2 separate regions of the Homo sapiens genome follow, and region 1 is linked to region 2. A link is a loop called in an ENCODE intact Hi-C map of the cell type or tissue named here. Cell type or tissue: A673. All regions are shown on one strand.

What was found. A loop is a pair of places that touch in the nucleus more often than their neighbours do. Peaks named below come from ENCODE experiments on the same cell type or tissue, not always from the same donor. Only the 100,000 strongest peaks of a DNase experiment are listed, where the experiment ranks them.
Region 1: it touches region 2 in a loop (12-fold over the local background); 2 of 110 quality-filtered maps call a loop at or near these places.

Annotation. Positions count from the first base shown.
Region 1 is chr4:146,488,392-146,496,391 of GRCh38, reverse strand. The region is part of intron 4 of SLC10A7 (solute carrier family 10 member 7); the gene reads left to right. Among named protein-coding and RNA genes, the nearest start is that of SLC10A7, 30 kb to the left of the region's middle. In A673, no CTCF peak of the experiment used is centred here; DNase peaks (open chromatin) are centred at 4,561, 6,091, 7,411, 7,691 and 4 weaker places; H3K27ac peaks cover 7,962 bases.
Region 2 is chr4:146,339,073-146,347,072 of GRCh38, reverse strand. All of the region lies in intron 5 of SLC10A7 (solute carrier family 10 member 7), which reads left to right. Among named protein-coding and RNA genes, the nearest start is that of MIR7849, 66 kb to the left of the region's middle. In A673, CTCF peaks have their summits at 4,301 (motif pointing left) and 6,103 (motif pointing left); DNase peaks (open chromatin) are centred at 3,792, 4,282 and 6,102; H3K27ac peaks cover 4,562 bases.

The DNA of each region.
Region 1 (8,000 bases), 150 kb before region 2:
GGAGAAGGTTAGGGAGACCATCTTGCTTTTGAGGCCCCCTTGTCTGTGTCAGCTCAAAAGTACTCAGTATGCCAAGACACCATGCTTTAGGGTATTGTGTTCTGAGACCTGACAATCTAGTGCCTGACTTTGAGGAGCTTACATTTAATGTGATATTACAGTATTCAGAATCTCTACTTCATGTTATAAACCTCACAAAAATAGGCGAAACGTAGTGGAATAATTTTGCCTAGATGACCCATATCATTAAATTATTGTTTTCCATTTTAGTGTAGAAAAAAACAAAATGTACCACAAGTGAGGTCAGCTCCACCCAGCTGTGTGGGACAGCCAGAACTTCAGGTTAGAGATCTAGACTGTGTTTGCTACTTGCAGCATTAGGCTGTGGTCTTGCCTGGTCTAGTATTAAGACAGTGTACTTCTTTTAATGCAAGCATATTTAGCTGGCATTTTTATTTTATTTTACTTAGCAGGTTGAAGGATTTTAGAACTTTGATAGTCATGCTGAATTCCAAATACATTTTAAAGAAACATTTTGATTTGGGGTATAGAAGAAAGATAACAAGTATGTGTATGTGCCTCTGTGTGTGTGTGTGTGTGTGTGTGTGTGTGTGTGTGTGTGTGTTTACTTTCATCAACGGGGCTGGTGCTCAAATCTCTTCAAAGACAATTTAAGAATGTCTCCTGAGCAAAGAAAATTATCACATGTGGTGAAGTCTTTAAGTCATAGATGAAGGTCATAGAAGTCTGAGTGTATTTAAAAAAGGTTTTCTATCTGCTTGGAAAGCAAATGAAGCACTCATTACTAACTTTCAAAGTATAGCTATGAGATTTTTGCTAGAGGTGAAAGATCAAGATCATCACAGTCCAAATGGAGACTGTAAGTTCAATTTCTGACTCATGAGTGAGGCATGAAACATTTCAGGGTTATTTTGCATTATCATTGGGGAGTTGGTCTTGCTAATCCAATGCATTAAGATAAGATTCATTGAAACATTTATAAAGGCAGTTAGAGTAGATCTAATCAGCAGAGAGGACTAGGAGTGAAAAGGAAATCTTATCTGTCAGTCACTTTCTCCGCTTTAGCAATTACTTGGCCTTTCTGTTCTTTGCCTTTCTCTTCTGTTAAATGGGGTTACTGCTTTGGCTTGTAGTGGAAGGTTAGTGGCATCCTGGAGGAATCTTATGTCTGAAAAACATTGTCAGCATTGAGCCTTCTTGCAAGCTGGCAGATGTATATTTTTTAGCCTCCAGACTGGTGTGCTTTCTGAGAAGTAGTAACAGCTACATTTCCCTCTTTAACAGATGAAAGAACAGAAGTAACAGCAGCAACAGCAAGAAATTCTATGCCCCTACTCTTCTACTGTATCTACCTTTTAGCTTCAGTCTTATTTTCCGGATTGGGCGAGAGTTCTTAGGAGGTAGAAAGAGTTGACTGTATTTGTTTTAAGCTGCTATAAAACTTGTGAAACGTACCTAGATTTCCCTAGATTTTTGTGTAACTTAGAATTTTCTCATTTAACCCTGTTGCCCAGCAAATTGTCTTCATTTTTACCTCTCTAACTAAAAGGGCCCTTTTAATAGGTTAGCAGTGATTTTTAGTCACCAATCCCAGAGGCCAGTCCTCAGTTCATATCCTCCATGACTGATACCACTCATCTCCAAAGATCTGGTCTTAGAGAGACACAGAAAAGATGGAGATTCATGACTGATTCATGACACAGAAAAGATGAGTGGAGATGGCCACTCATCTCCAAATTCCTTCTGCTTCCCTGACACTCATCTCTCCTGATTTTCTTTCCACGCCTCTCATCAATTCTTTTCTTCTTGTCTGGTTCCTTTTCCATCCCTATGGTGTCTTCCAGAGATCTGATCTAAAACAAAGTGTTAGCCCTGCTAGATTCCTGTTTCTGAATCCTTCTCTTTATAGCTAAAGCCATATGACCCCCATCTTTGGGTTTGACTGTGCCTCAGACGTTAGGGCCAGTCCTGATCTTGGGCGAGAAGTATTTACGTAACTCCAGCTTAACATGCTGTGGCACTATATCACCACCTTTGCTGATAGGCCGCCTGACCTTGAGCACAGAATACCCTGCCTTGGAATCAAAGCATGTGCTTAATTCCTGCTTTTACCGTTACTAACGTAGTGGTCTCAGTAAGCCCTGGACCTTGCTGGCTTTTGGTTTCCCCATACAAGGAGCAATAATATTTGCATTCTCATTTCATAGGATTGCTTACAAGGATCTCATGCATTGATATGTGGAAGTACTTGTAAACTATGAGGGAACACATCAAGTAAGCATCAGCATTATTATCATTGCAGAGGTTTATCACTGATGAAATAACTGGGTTTTCTGAGTCAATATTATTGCTGTCTCAAGAACTTGATCTTCTAAATTCGCTCATTCATTCACTTCGTTCATTTATTCAAAAACGTATGTCGAGTGCTTGCAATAGCTTGCTGTATATACATATTACATTTATAGAATTTTCAGTTTAGTAAGTGATATAAAACAAGCAGTAAATTGCAGCTTAAGATGATTTGTATTTAAATAAATTTAATAAACTGGATAATTTTAGTTTATTAGTTTGCATTATAGGTCTTCAGGTTTTTTGTATAAGTATTTCTTGTCATAACCTGGAATATTCATGTCAGATACCCAAGATAGCCCGTTTGGGAATTAAAGGGCATGGGGAGCCAAACTAGTAATTGAAAGATTGCTTTCAGAGTTTAGAACGAGGTAAAGGGGATTGAAGATTGAATAGATTTATAGGATGTTTCTCTGAAACAGTAAAGCCTAGAAAAGCATCCCAGCTCCATTCCAATGAACAACAACAAAAAAACACAAGCCACAAAAACAATCAGGTATATCTCTCTCTCCCTCTCTCTCTTTTTTTTTTTTTTCGAGACAGAGTCTCGCACTGTTGCCCAGGCTGGAGTGCAATGGCGCAGTCTCAGCTCACTTAAACAGTTCTACATAAACATTGAAAATGGGTTATCAACCTAAAACTCCTTGTTCAGTATCAGAATATCTGCATGTATGATGACTAGCAAAACATTTTTTGATAATTTGGTTTATTTTGATTAGTTATATTTTAAATATCAGGCTTCCTATTTAGAGAGGCACTAGTCTAAACAACAACACACTTCTAACTTTTCTTTTAGCTAATCTAATCTAATTAATGTTTATATTTTTGCATCTTGTTATACAGAATTTGATTATTTTTAACTTTATTTCCAAATTCTGGGCATGTGCCTTTTTCAAGTTCTGTAGCTTGTCTGTGCACCAACTACATGCTAATTACACATGTATTTGTGTATATTTATGAAGTTGTTTTTCTTAAAAATAGAAGACTTATTCTTAATAATTTACTAAATCATGGAGTTATGAAAATGTCAACAAATTAAACCTCAGAAGACTTAGCTGCTTCTTTTGGCCCCATCCCTAACTAGCTCTGTGATCTTGGGTAGTCTTTTCATCAGCTTTTTAATCAATTGTATGTAGGCAGGGTTGTTTTAGATGAAAATATTTTGGGAAAAAAAAACATATAAGACCCATGTAAATGAGAGGAGATATTCTGTCACTTTAAACTGTTTGCTTCTTGGTGAAATATGATCTATTTTTATTGCATTAAATGTAGATTTTTATGCTTTCCCAACGTATTCTCTTTTTATATTAAGATGTTTGGCATCTATCAGACTATTTATTAAGAACATGGCTGGCTGGGCACGGTGGCTCATGCCTGTAATCCCAGCACTTTGGGAGGCCGAGGCCAGTGGATCACGAGCTTAGGAGTTTCAGACCTGCCTGGGTGACATGGCAAAACCCCATCTTTCCAAAAAAATACAAAGAAATTTAGCCGGGCATGGTGGTGTGTGCCTGTGGTCCCAGCTCCTTGGGAGCTTGAAGTGGGAGGGTCGTTTGTGCCTGGCAGGTGGAGGTTGTAGTGAGCCAAGATTCTGGCAACACACTCCAGCCTGGGGGAAAGAGTGAGACCCTATCTTAAAAAAAATAGAAAGAAAGAAACAAAGAAACATGGACATTGTATAGGCCAAAGGAGTCAGGTTTAATCTGTATTGCATTGCTACAAACTTTAGAAGTGATTCTGTTAGTTTACTTGCATTACAAAGTCATCAGGCTGTGTCTTTCTTTTCTTCCTTTTTTTTTTTTGAGACAGAGACTCGCTCTGTCGCCCAGGCTGGAGTGCAGTGACGCGATCTCGGCTCACTGCAAGCTCCGCCTCCAGGGTGCATGCCATTCTCCTGCCTCAGCCTCCCAAGTAGCTGGGACTACAGGCGCCCGCCACCACGCCCAGCTAATTTTTTTTGGTATTTTTAGTAGAAATGGGGTTTCACCATGTTAGCCAGGATGGTCTCAATCTCCTAACCTCGTGATCCGCCCGCCTCAGCCTCCCAAAGTGCTGGGATTACAGGCGTGACCCACCGCACCCGGCCCTGGCTGTGTCTTTCTAAGTATTTAATGAGAACATCCTGTTTAGTGCAATGAGATTTTCAAGCAGATTATTCATGGCCAAGAACACCTGGATCCAAACAAACGGTCTGAATATATTGAGTGGGCTGAGCTGCATTTTAATCTAGTGCCAAGATACTGGCCTTGCAGGGCCCTCTGAATGAGGAATTTATTTCCTTCCTTCCTTCCTTCCTTCCTTCCTTCCTTCCTTCCTTCCTTCCTTCCTTCCTTCCTTCCTTCCCTTCCTCCCTCCCTCTCTCCCTCCTTCCTTTCTTTCTTCACACAGGCAGAAACTGAAAAGTTTTCCAAAATATAATTACTTTGTGTGTAATTCACTCTTTCTTCTTTCTTTCCCTCGCCTTTTTTCCCCTCCTCCCTCCATCTTTTTCCTTTTCTTTTCTTCTCTTCCTTTTCCTTCTCTCCAATCTTGGAAAAATAATGCCAATCATTATTCACTAAATTGATTTTGTGACCACAGCTTGAAAAACACTATCCTAAACTTTAATGGATATTTGCCATTCATATTTCCTCTTGAGTCAGCTCCTTTGATTCTCTGGACAAACTTTTTGGCCTTGGTCTGTATGCTCTGGAGGATTTCTGGCCACCTATTACTTGCAGACAGTTGTTTTGTTATTGGTCTTCAGGCTATTTTGAGGACTTTGTCTTCTCATGAATTCTTCTGCTGCTTGTGGTCAGCTCACCTGATCTGTCAGCACCTACAGTAAGGACCTCCTCATCCCCCGTATCTAGTAGTTGAAGCCTTGCCCATCAGTCAAGGCCCAGCTCAAATACAGTTTTCCTCTCAAAAAGCTGCTGTAGATGCCCAGTCAGAATTAGTCTTTTCTTCCATTCACAATACTGTGTTTGTACTTCTGTTGTGACACTCACCCTTAATCAGATATTTTTGCATATATTTGGCTCCCCAACCAATCTTTGAGTTTTCTTTGTGGGAACTACTTTTCTTTTGTATCTTTTTAATGCAGTGTAGGAGTAGCCTTAATAGAAATGGCAGGAAAAGGGTTTGGGAAGCTGGAGAATGATCCAGTTTCCTCCTGGTCATATCGTGGTTGAAGTAATTTCCACAGCTCTATGTTCTCCATCTCTCATTCCAGGATTCTTTCATGTATTTACTGTACTAGAATAAAGAGGGGATAGAATTAAATGATATCCTAGATTGGGCATATGTTTTTTTTCCTTCATGCAAGTCCATTTTAGTTCCAGTTAAGAGAGCCTATTGTGGGAATTATTCAGAGTGTATGCTTAATAGTGTTTCTCATTTACCGATTCTTCAAATGTGGACCCTGAGACAATGTTATTATGAAGTTCAATCTCACTATAGTTGCCTTAAGTTCACACTGGTTTGAAAATGGTACACCTTCTCAAATAGGCAAACCATGGCAATTTAACTCTGACAAACAGCCTGGGAAACTAACAATATGAGGTAAAATATTTTATATATTTATTTACACTAATCTTTGTTTAAATGCATGATAGAGTATTCTACAAAAAAATGCTTTGGACTTTTGTGGCCCTCTAATAACCCATTAGACTGATATGCCTAACTCTTAATGTGAGTTTACAGTGAGTCTTTGTCAAAATAAGCCCTCATGAATACTCATTGCATTTGCGCAATGAAGTCGTTGGCATGTGTGTATTCTTTTTGTTCCTCTGAAGTTTGATATTTCTAGTTCCCTAATTATTATTTAATTGCCAACTCTTCTGTAGTGTTTGCATACTTGCTCTTAAGGATAGGCTATATAGTCACATTTTGGTATGAAAAATGAGAACTGGCAGTATAATTTAAAAATAATGTACCATACCCAGTTAGTCTATAAAGAGAGACATGAATTCTCTTGGTTTGATGTCATCATCTTTTTGTAGATGACAAAAAAAAAATAGAATTTTTGTTGGAGGAATTATGTAGCTCCCTTGAAAAAAATTTATTTTCAAATTGTGATTGAAAACATATCAAAGGGTAAAAAAAAAAAGAGCCTACTTTAAGAAACAGTTTGCCTGTGGTTGATAAACTTTGGGCTTAACTGATAATAAAGGGACCAATAGAGAAGGAGGAAAGCAGTTAATTGAGTTAGAAGCTTGTTTGCTAAATAGAGGAGTCTTTTACCAGTTGAGTGGGAAAAGCCCTGTCTCAGGTTTTACAAAGCCTCTTAGAGATGTAAAGAAATGCAAGCACTTTCTGATTTCTGTTCTGGAAGGAAAAAAAGAGTACAGCAGAAGGATGGAATAACTCAGGACTGTTCTGATGCACAATTCTAGAAGGCACTTTTAACCCGTGGGCAGTTCCTTTGCCCTACGTGGATTTAGTGAGCTGCTACCCCTTGCACAATAAGGGATGACCTCAATCACAATAAGCTCTTGCCATCAAAATCGTAAGATCAGCCAGTACGTGTTATGTGTCAGTTCTTGTTCTCAGTGCTTTACATATATTAATTCCTTTAATCTTTTGAGATAGGTATTATTACTATCCCCATTTTGCAGATGAGAAAACTGACACAAAAAGAGACTAAGAAATTTGTCTAGGCTTACAGAGCGCAAACAAGGTAGAGTGAAGATGTCAACTCAGGCACTCTGGCTTCAATACCTGTGCTCCTCACCCTCCCTTCTCTGCCCTTCTCTGTTAACACTGGAGGTAGAACAGACTGCCTCAATCCACAGATGGCTTAGTGCCTGAACTACCTAGGTGGAAAAAATAAAGGCTGTGTTCAGAGTAATGAGTCCTAAGAAGTTATGGATGTGTTGATATTTCTGTTTGACTGGAAGCCTCCTTTCAGGAAGCTTTCGCCATTTCTGTACTACAGCCCTGTGGTACTACCCCACCAAGGCACATTTAGCACAGGCTATTGAAAATGGCTGTGTATCTCATTGAAGCTCTCATTAGATGGCAGGGAATGTGTGCTTCTTATTCACAGTTGTATCCTCTGTATCTAGTGCAGTGTTTGGCATAGATGAGGGACACAGGAAATGTATTTGAATAAATTAATATTTCTGAAGAAATTTGTCTAGCCTTATAAGTGTATTGATTTAAATATGTATTATTAAGGCAGTAATTCATATTAAGGTAAACTTTGTTCTGTGTTAAACTTTTATAAAAAAATTAAGATACACAATAGGCTATATATTGTGGCATTTTTGCTTCTCTCAATTATTCACGCCTATTCTGCTTTGTCTAAGCTTTAACAGCCACAGTCTTGTGGTAGCAACCCCCACAATAGCTGGCATAATGCCTGGAAGGAAATAAGACTTCGAATGCTTAGAAGGAAATAAAAGACTTCTATAGGGTTGATCTGGTCTGGAAGAAAATAAAATACTACTAAAGGGCTAATAGTGCATTTTTAAAATCTATTGATGAAAAACAAAAACAGAAATCTTAGTAGCTGAATGGGACTTTTAGTCATTTTTTTTCCCTCCTTAATTTTGGATGATCTGAAATCATCTAGTCAAGTAAATATCTCATGTGGGAAAAATGATTTGCACATTAGAAGACATTAGGAGATGCTCAATAAATATTTT
Region 2 (8,000 bases):
ATGTTACATCTTTTGAAACCCCTCGCTCAGTTGGGTGAGGTAAGCAGCCTTTCCTTAACCCCATTATCTGGCCTTTACCTTTTTAGTTTGCTGCAACTAGACCGTAAGATCTTTTAGGATAGAGACCAGGCCACCTTTATCTTTGTTTCCCCCCTCCTCTTGGGTATGCCTATCATAGAGTAGGTATCCAAAAATTATTTGTTGAATGAAATCACAAAGATCCTAATAATATAAAATTGACTTGAAACATAAAAATAATGATATGGCTTGCTAGGTTTTAGATGATAAATTGTTCGAATTTATAGGTTTCCTGGATCTTTGTTTTTCATATTGTGATATATTCTTAAGCATGCTGTGATAATAGAAAAAATAGATTACAATTATGTTACACATTTAAATACTCATGAAACTGTTTTGTAATTTCAAATGACCAACTTAATAGAAATAAAATTAGTTGAAAAATAAATATAGCTGAAAAGTTATAATTGAAATTAAACCGAGTTGAAAAGGGAGACATGTATCTATGTAATTCTGAAACTTAAGGCTCATAGCTTTATTTTGATTCACTTTCTTTTTCAAAAATAGAATTTCTCAGAAGATCAAAGGTTTTCTGAATCCTAACATGTACTATCTAGTTCTAGATATCCAGAAGAGGACATTGTTTTTGTCATTGTTTCTTGGGCTGCCCTCATACCTTCAGAAAATACATTACACATATTGCACATATATGTATTTTTCTGTTATAACCAATGAAACATAAAAAGCTACCAAAGCTCTCACATGAAACTGCTGTTTGTTGTTTTTTGTTGTTGTTGTTTTCTTAATACTAGTTAATTTCAGAACTTATTCCACACAGTTCCCCAATAGAGTTGGTCATCAGTTTGTACCTTAGCTTCCTAGTTTATAAATCAGTCATTGATTTCTATGAGGAATAATTTTGAATTCCAACCTTATAAATGGAGATTGGGCCCATAAATGCTTTTTCATCCATAAGACAACTGAACTACAGTATAGAGTTGTGGGTGCTAAAATCAAACTGTTGGAGTCCAAATCCTGACCTCAAAAATTACAGCTTGACCTTGGGCAAATTAGCTAACCTCTGTGTGCATTGGTTTCTTCATCTGTAAATGGGGATGATAATTGTGCTTATCTATTGGCTTCTTTTCAAAATTATGTCACACTTGCAAAGTGCAAGAACAGTATCTAGGAGGAATGCTTAATAAATAATACCTATTATTCATGTATTTATTCATTCAAAAATATTAAATGGGCCCCTATTATGTCCCAAGCATTTCACTAGGTATGGGAAATACAAGATAGAGTAAAAATAAGCATGGTCCCTTTCCTCATAAAGCTTATAGCCTAGTGAAGGAGACGCAGGCATTAATGAAATAATCACACAAATAAATGTAAAATTACAACTGTGATGCATGCCATAAAGCAGATCTATAGTGCCATAAGAGTGCATATTTAGGGGGAATCTATAATGGCAGAAAGACTTCCTTGATAACTGAAGGAAGCTGATGTCTGCAGGTTGAAAGTGAATATAGCCCGGTCAAGGAATAGACCAAGGGCCCTGTGGCTAGCGTATAGAGAGCCAGGTGGAGAATGGAAAAAGATGGAAATGTAGGCAGGAGCAGATAATACAGAATGTTGTAGACCACAGTTATAATATTCGTCCTTAAAGACCAGTGGGAAACTAATGAAGGATTGCATTTCAATGTGGAAACTGTGTTGTAGTCTCCCAGAGCATAAGAGGTAAGAGAAGGTAGAGAAAAATGACCCCTTCCTAGATGTAGCATTGGTCTCAGGCTAAATTTAGAAACGAGCATTTGCCATTGCACTCTTGACTCCCTCTCTGTTCCTTCTACCTGGGTCATTCCACCTGAGCCTGTGGTTCCCACGTCACTGTTTATCCCTCTGCATCAAGCTAGTCTTGCCCATAAAAGTACCTCTTGCCTCAAAATGCTCGACCTTTCTTGCTTCTAAGCAAATTTCATTCAGATAGAAGTTTCAGATTCATACCAGTATTTAGAGGAAAGCATATTGACTAAGATGTGAGTAGCTTTCTTCCGGAACAGTGTTCTCCAACTTTTCGAACTCCTTTACAGTCTTAAAATTTGCTGACGACCAGAGAGAACAGTTGTTTATATGGGTGATATTTATCTATTGATCACATTTGAAATTAAAGCTGGAAAATTATTAATTCATTTAAAAATAATAACTTCATCATATGTAAATTTGCACATTTTTATGAAATATCACTATATTTTCCCAAACAAAAACTAGTGGGAAGAGTACTATTGTTTTGCATTTTGCAAATCTCTTTAATGCCTGGCTTAACATAAAACTGTTGGTGTATCAAATCTCTTTTGATATCACATGTCATGTAGCCTCTGGAAAACTCCACTATATAACTGCAAGAGAATGAGAGTAAAAAGGCAAATAATGTGTTAGTAATATAATGAAAGTAGTTTTTGTCTCACCGAGCCCTCCAAAAGGTCTTAGGAACCCGTAGGTCCCCAGGCCACACCGTGAAAACTACTACTTCAAAAGAAAACATGCAATTTTAAAATAGATGCTTATTAAGCCAAAAAGACTATCATCCAAGATGGCATTTCAGGTAGTCTACAAGTGAAATGAAAAGAATTCAGGCAGCGTGGCTCTAACCTAGTTCTGCTTTTCACCGCTTCTTCCGTGTATCTGTTTGAACCAATTAAACCCTCTAAAAATTCCAAATGATTTGTAGTGTTGGTAGAGATTCCTGTGAGTGTTTAGACAACATTGAAAATTCTTGAAACGTGATATTTTTGCATTGGTTACTGGTGTAAGGCATAGTCTCCATTCAAAGTAAACTGTGATTTCTGCATAGCTTCCCGTGAGCATCCGGTCACTTCATTTTCTGTAACAAAGACCCACTTAGATACTGCAACTTAACTGTGTTTATCTTTCAAGAACTGATTTGTGAGGTGAAGCTAAAGTAATGGGAGATTGTTAATCTCTGTGGTCTCTTCCGGGTCAGAAATGACATGATTTTATCTTATTTTCTTATGTAGCACACAAACGCTTTCTGAGGGCAGCTAAAAACATTTGGAATGATGCATCATTTAAAAATGAGTTTTGCTTCTCTGATTGACAGACTCGAAGAACAACATTCCTTTAGATGAGTTTTGTTGAATTTGTTTAAAAAATTCCTTTAGATGAGTTTTGTTGAATTTGTTAAAAATTCATTTTCATTCTTACCTTGTACCTGTAATATTAAGTTCCACCATCACTACTAGTGGGAATAAATTCTATCCTTTTTTTATTGATGTTAAACATATATTTCTATCAATTCAATATTAAGTACTTTATTATTGTACTTCACAATCATGAAAGTGCCTGCAGGGAAGAGGAAGACCATGCCCATAAAAAGACTACTAAATCTGTACTTCTCTTTAAATCAGTAGCTCATCATGGACGAGTAATGCTCTTGACCACTAGTTTATCTCCCACATCATTAATATTTTCTGTTCTTTAAGGAAGGACATACATAAGTGATTAAACATTGTAGAAGGACAATTGAGAAGCATTTACACTCCTTCATTTGAACTGAAATTTGTAGGTTATCTTTGAGATGTGTCACTCATAGATAAATGGTTAGGAACATGTTGGACTTAAGAGGTCACAGATGAGTGGCCCACAGGCCACATGCAGACCACAGATGTGCTTTCTATATTCTGGGTTTCCTAAGTTGCCCTCACTTCCTATTATTTTACTTGTGGCCCAATCTGCACATTCACCTTGCCAGTCTGGTGGCTGTCAGTATTTGAATTAGTAGCTCTATAGCAAGCAGTCATGTCTGGGGAAAATAGAAAAACAGAACCCAAGAAGATTACAGTACTGTGTTGTAAGAAATCACCTAATAGAAAATTGTTTGACAAGGATGTATAATTATTCATCTTTTAAATTCTTGGTCATATGAAAAAATAACTTTAAAGGTAAATGAAAATAATAGTTGATTGACAAGCATGCCTCAAAAATGACATTTATTATATAAAGATTTTTTAATAGCTTAACACAGGAGTTAGGGTATGAGATTATGAAACGGGGTTGTATCTTCCTCAAAGAGGTCATCCATCAAAACTTTGCTTTTTCATTATATTACTCTTCTTATTTATGTGCATTGTTTTATCTATAAAAAATATTTAATGTATATTTAAATATATAGAATCAACCACACAACTAATTTGTCAAATGCATACCTTTGCAGTGTTAGTTTATCTGGAAGGTCCCACAGCACCACCTAGTGCCCTGTATTTTATTTTGCATAATATTTTTATAAATTTAAGAATTCTTATCACATTTGAATATCAAATATGGCCCTGAAGCAAATATATGGTTTAAGTAGTATTATAAATAGAATGCTCTAAAGTAATTATTGCATGCTTTATTGAAAAATTTAAGTGAAACTCTAAAAAATGATGATTGTAAATTTTAATAATAGTACTATTATTAAAATTTACTGGTAAAAAAATTCACTAGTATTTCTAATTCACATATAAAGACATTCTTAAAAGATTGTTACGTTGTGTGTGATCTAATAGAACTATTGGTAAGGTTTTTGTCCAAAACAGATATTTATTTCTTCTTATTTTTTTCTTGTATTTGCTGTTCTCTAATAAATTAAAAGTAATTTTTTAGGCTTCCTCTTGGAGGTCATGATTTCTAAGTCTTTATACTTTTAACACTATCTACAACAGCTCTTATAAATTTCAGATAAAACTGTATAATCACTTTTTAAACTAGAATTGTGAGATATTTAGAGATAGATAAAATACTTCTACATTAAAAAATAAAATCAGTCAAATAAAAGAATGAGGTGTGCTTATATATTCTTTTATGGAAAGAGCTCCAGGAAATATAGAGAAGTGGGAAAAGATAAAGCTATGTACAGAATACTGTGTATAGTATGATTATCTTAAGAAAACTGTATAAATTTGAATAAGTTAAGAACGCTAGGCTAGATGGATGAGTAGGTGGGTAGAGGAATGGGTGGATACTGTTTTTTTTCTGTAAGGAATTACAAGAAATTGCTAATGTTTCTGAGTTGAGAGGGAGCTAGAAATTTTCAATTTTTCTTTGTACTTTTCTATACAACTAAAAATTTTCTAATGAGATTCATGTATAACTTTGTTTAAGGCCGACAAGGGTTATTTGTGTTTTAAGATTATGAACCATTTCATTGTTCCTTATAATATTTTCTGTATTAAAAACAAAGCCAAATTTTTAAATAAAAAACTAGTGTTATAAGGTTAGCATCCATCTCATAGATTTGTCTTTTTAGAAGGCTTTACCATACATTACTTTTTAATAGAACATGTAAGCCCCAAGAAGGCAGAGAACTTTTGTCACACTGTATCCTTGACTTCTGGAATTGTATCTGGCACATAATAAGTGCTCAGTAAATTAGCATTGAATGAATGAATGAGGACATATTATATTGTGTCCAACTACTATATAGAATACTATGTAATAATGAGATGTATTATGGTGAAATTTTATCCTATTTATGTATAAACATATGTGTGCATGGTTACATTCTTATGTCTGATGTTATTAAAACACTAACACTGATTCAAGTTAGTTCAAAATACAGAATATCAAAAACTCTAAATTATACTTTCAAATGTTTGTGTATGGCCATTTTTGGTTTTGGGGGGGTTTGGTTTTGCCTATTCTTAATAAAATATTTTATGCAACATATTAGCTATATTTGGAACTCAGTTATATTGAAATTCAATCCAAATGGTTACTAAAGAACAATACTGTGATCATTTCCCTCTTTTATTTAAATTCCTGATAATTCTATCTTAGTGACCTAATGGTTGCTACTTTTAAAGTTCCTGCAATTATACTTATATTAATCATAAAATGCTAATTACTCATTACATATATTCAATTCCTAACTACTAATTTAAAATTCCATGACATTTTATAAGCTACTGTTAGTGAAAATCCATTCATAAGCATAAGTTATATTGTTTTATTTTAAACATGCAGTGATTCATACTAATGTGCTGTGCATAGATTTTTTTTTAAACTGTCAAAGTGTGTAGAAGTTGCCCTCTACTGGGGAACTAGAAAAATTATGTTAACATAGATTTTCAATTTCCTTAAAGACTTAGGTAAATCCATTGATGTGATTTACCAGATGATTGCTTCTTGCTCTCTGGCACTTTTAAATTCTGAAGATATTGAAATGATTAGCAGAAGATATTTAAAAATAAATGTCTGATATGAATATATGTACATCCATTTCTAATATAAAGTCTTGGCTATTTCTTATTAAAAATTCCTTAGTAACAACACCCAATGGCTAAGGTCTAGAAGTAATTTTATTGGGATAAGTCTCTACTGAAACATTAAGGAAAATTAGCTGTATATACCTATGTAACTAAAAATGACTCAGTACTGTTTTTAATAATTCACCATAGAAATGTCCAGGTTAAAAGTCTAAAAGTCTAATCACTCTCTCTCTCTCTCTCTCTCTCTCTCCATATATATATATACACACACACACATATATATGTATATGTGTATATATATATTTTGTTTTTTGTTTTGTGCTAGAGCCTTTGCATTTTTGCTAGAGCCTGGGTCTTTGTTTTTTACTAGAGCCTGCATTTGCTAGAGCCTGGGTCATAAGGTGAAATTTGATTATGGCGAAGTGATTTGCTTGTTCTATTAGTTGTTGAACTTTTTATACCAAAAAAAGTCCATTGACCAGTTCTTATAAACTGATAAGACAGTCTTCTTCCTTTTGCTATTATTGCCTTTCCTTCTGCCCTTGAGAGTTCCATCAGGCTTTGGAGAGCACTGCCTTAGAGAGATTCAGAGTCTAGGATGCATCTCTAGGTTGTTAAGACCCCAATCACACATATATGTTTTTCTTCTCCTACCCCCTGATATTTAATAAAAATAAACATATTATTAAGGAGAAACCTGTTTAAAATTGGTGTCATTGGTGAGAGGTAGATAGGGAAAGAAGCAACTACTGATATTTAATAAAAATAAACATGTTATCACACACCGGGACCTGTCGGGGTGGGGGACAAGGGGAGGGAGAGCATTAGGACAAATATCTAATGCATGCGGAGCTTAAAACCTAGATGATGGGTTGATAGGTGCAGCAGACCACCATGACACATGTATACCTATGTAACAAACCTGCACATCCCGCACATGTATCCTGGAACTTAAAGTAAAATTAAAAAAAAAAAAACGACAAATGAAACTATAAAAAGGCAGGAAAACATGTCAGTAGAAGTGAGGATATGAGAAAAAATAAATGCCTTATCTGGTAGATTAGGCTTGGAGAAAAAATAATAAATAAACATGTTATTAGGGAGAAACCTGTTTAAAATTGGTGTCAATGGTGAGAGGTAGATAGGGAAGGAAGCAACTGCATACCCAGATCCTACTGCCTCTTTGTGTTGGGGGTGGCAGGAGGATCTGTGGACCAATGATGCTCATGTGAGGTGCAAACCTTTCTTAGGACCATTGGTTAATCCACCTCCTTCTCCTGACTGAAGCCTCTCTGAGTCACAAAGTTCAGAGCTGGTTTTCTAAGCTGCAGGAATGGCTCTGGCTAAGGAATATTATAAAAACCAGAGTAAATCAGACCATTGAAATATGAAACAAGGCAAGTGTAGTGCAGATGTCTCCATTCATTGTGTCCATCTTATACTCAGTATTGATCGTCACAGCTAGATCTAACAGCAGTGTGTGCCATCATTTAGACACGTCCAAAAGGAATAGATGAGCTATGCCAAACCTATTCATTTCACATGTGTAGACATGGTCTGGGTTTTTTGTTTGTTTATGTTAAAGTTCTGTTATAAATCTGAATAGTGATTTTGATTAAACCATTATTTTGAGTGTCTTATATAAAAGAGAATCAGTTTTTGATTATTTTAGAAGTTTATTTTAACATCCAGGAGCCTACATAAGAAGCCCCT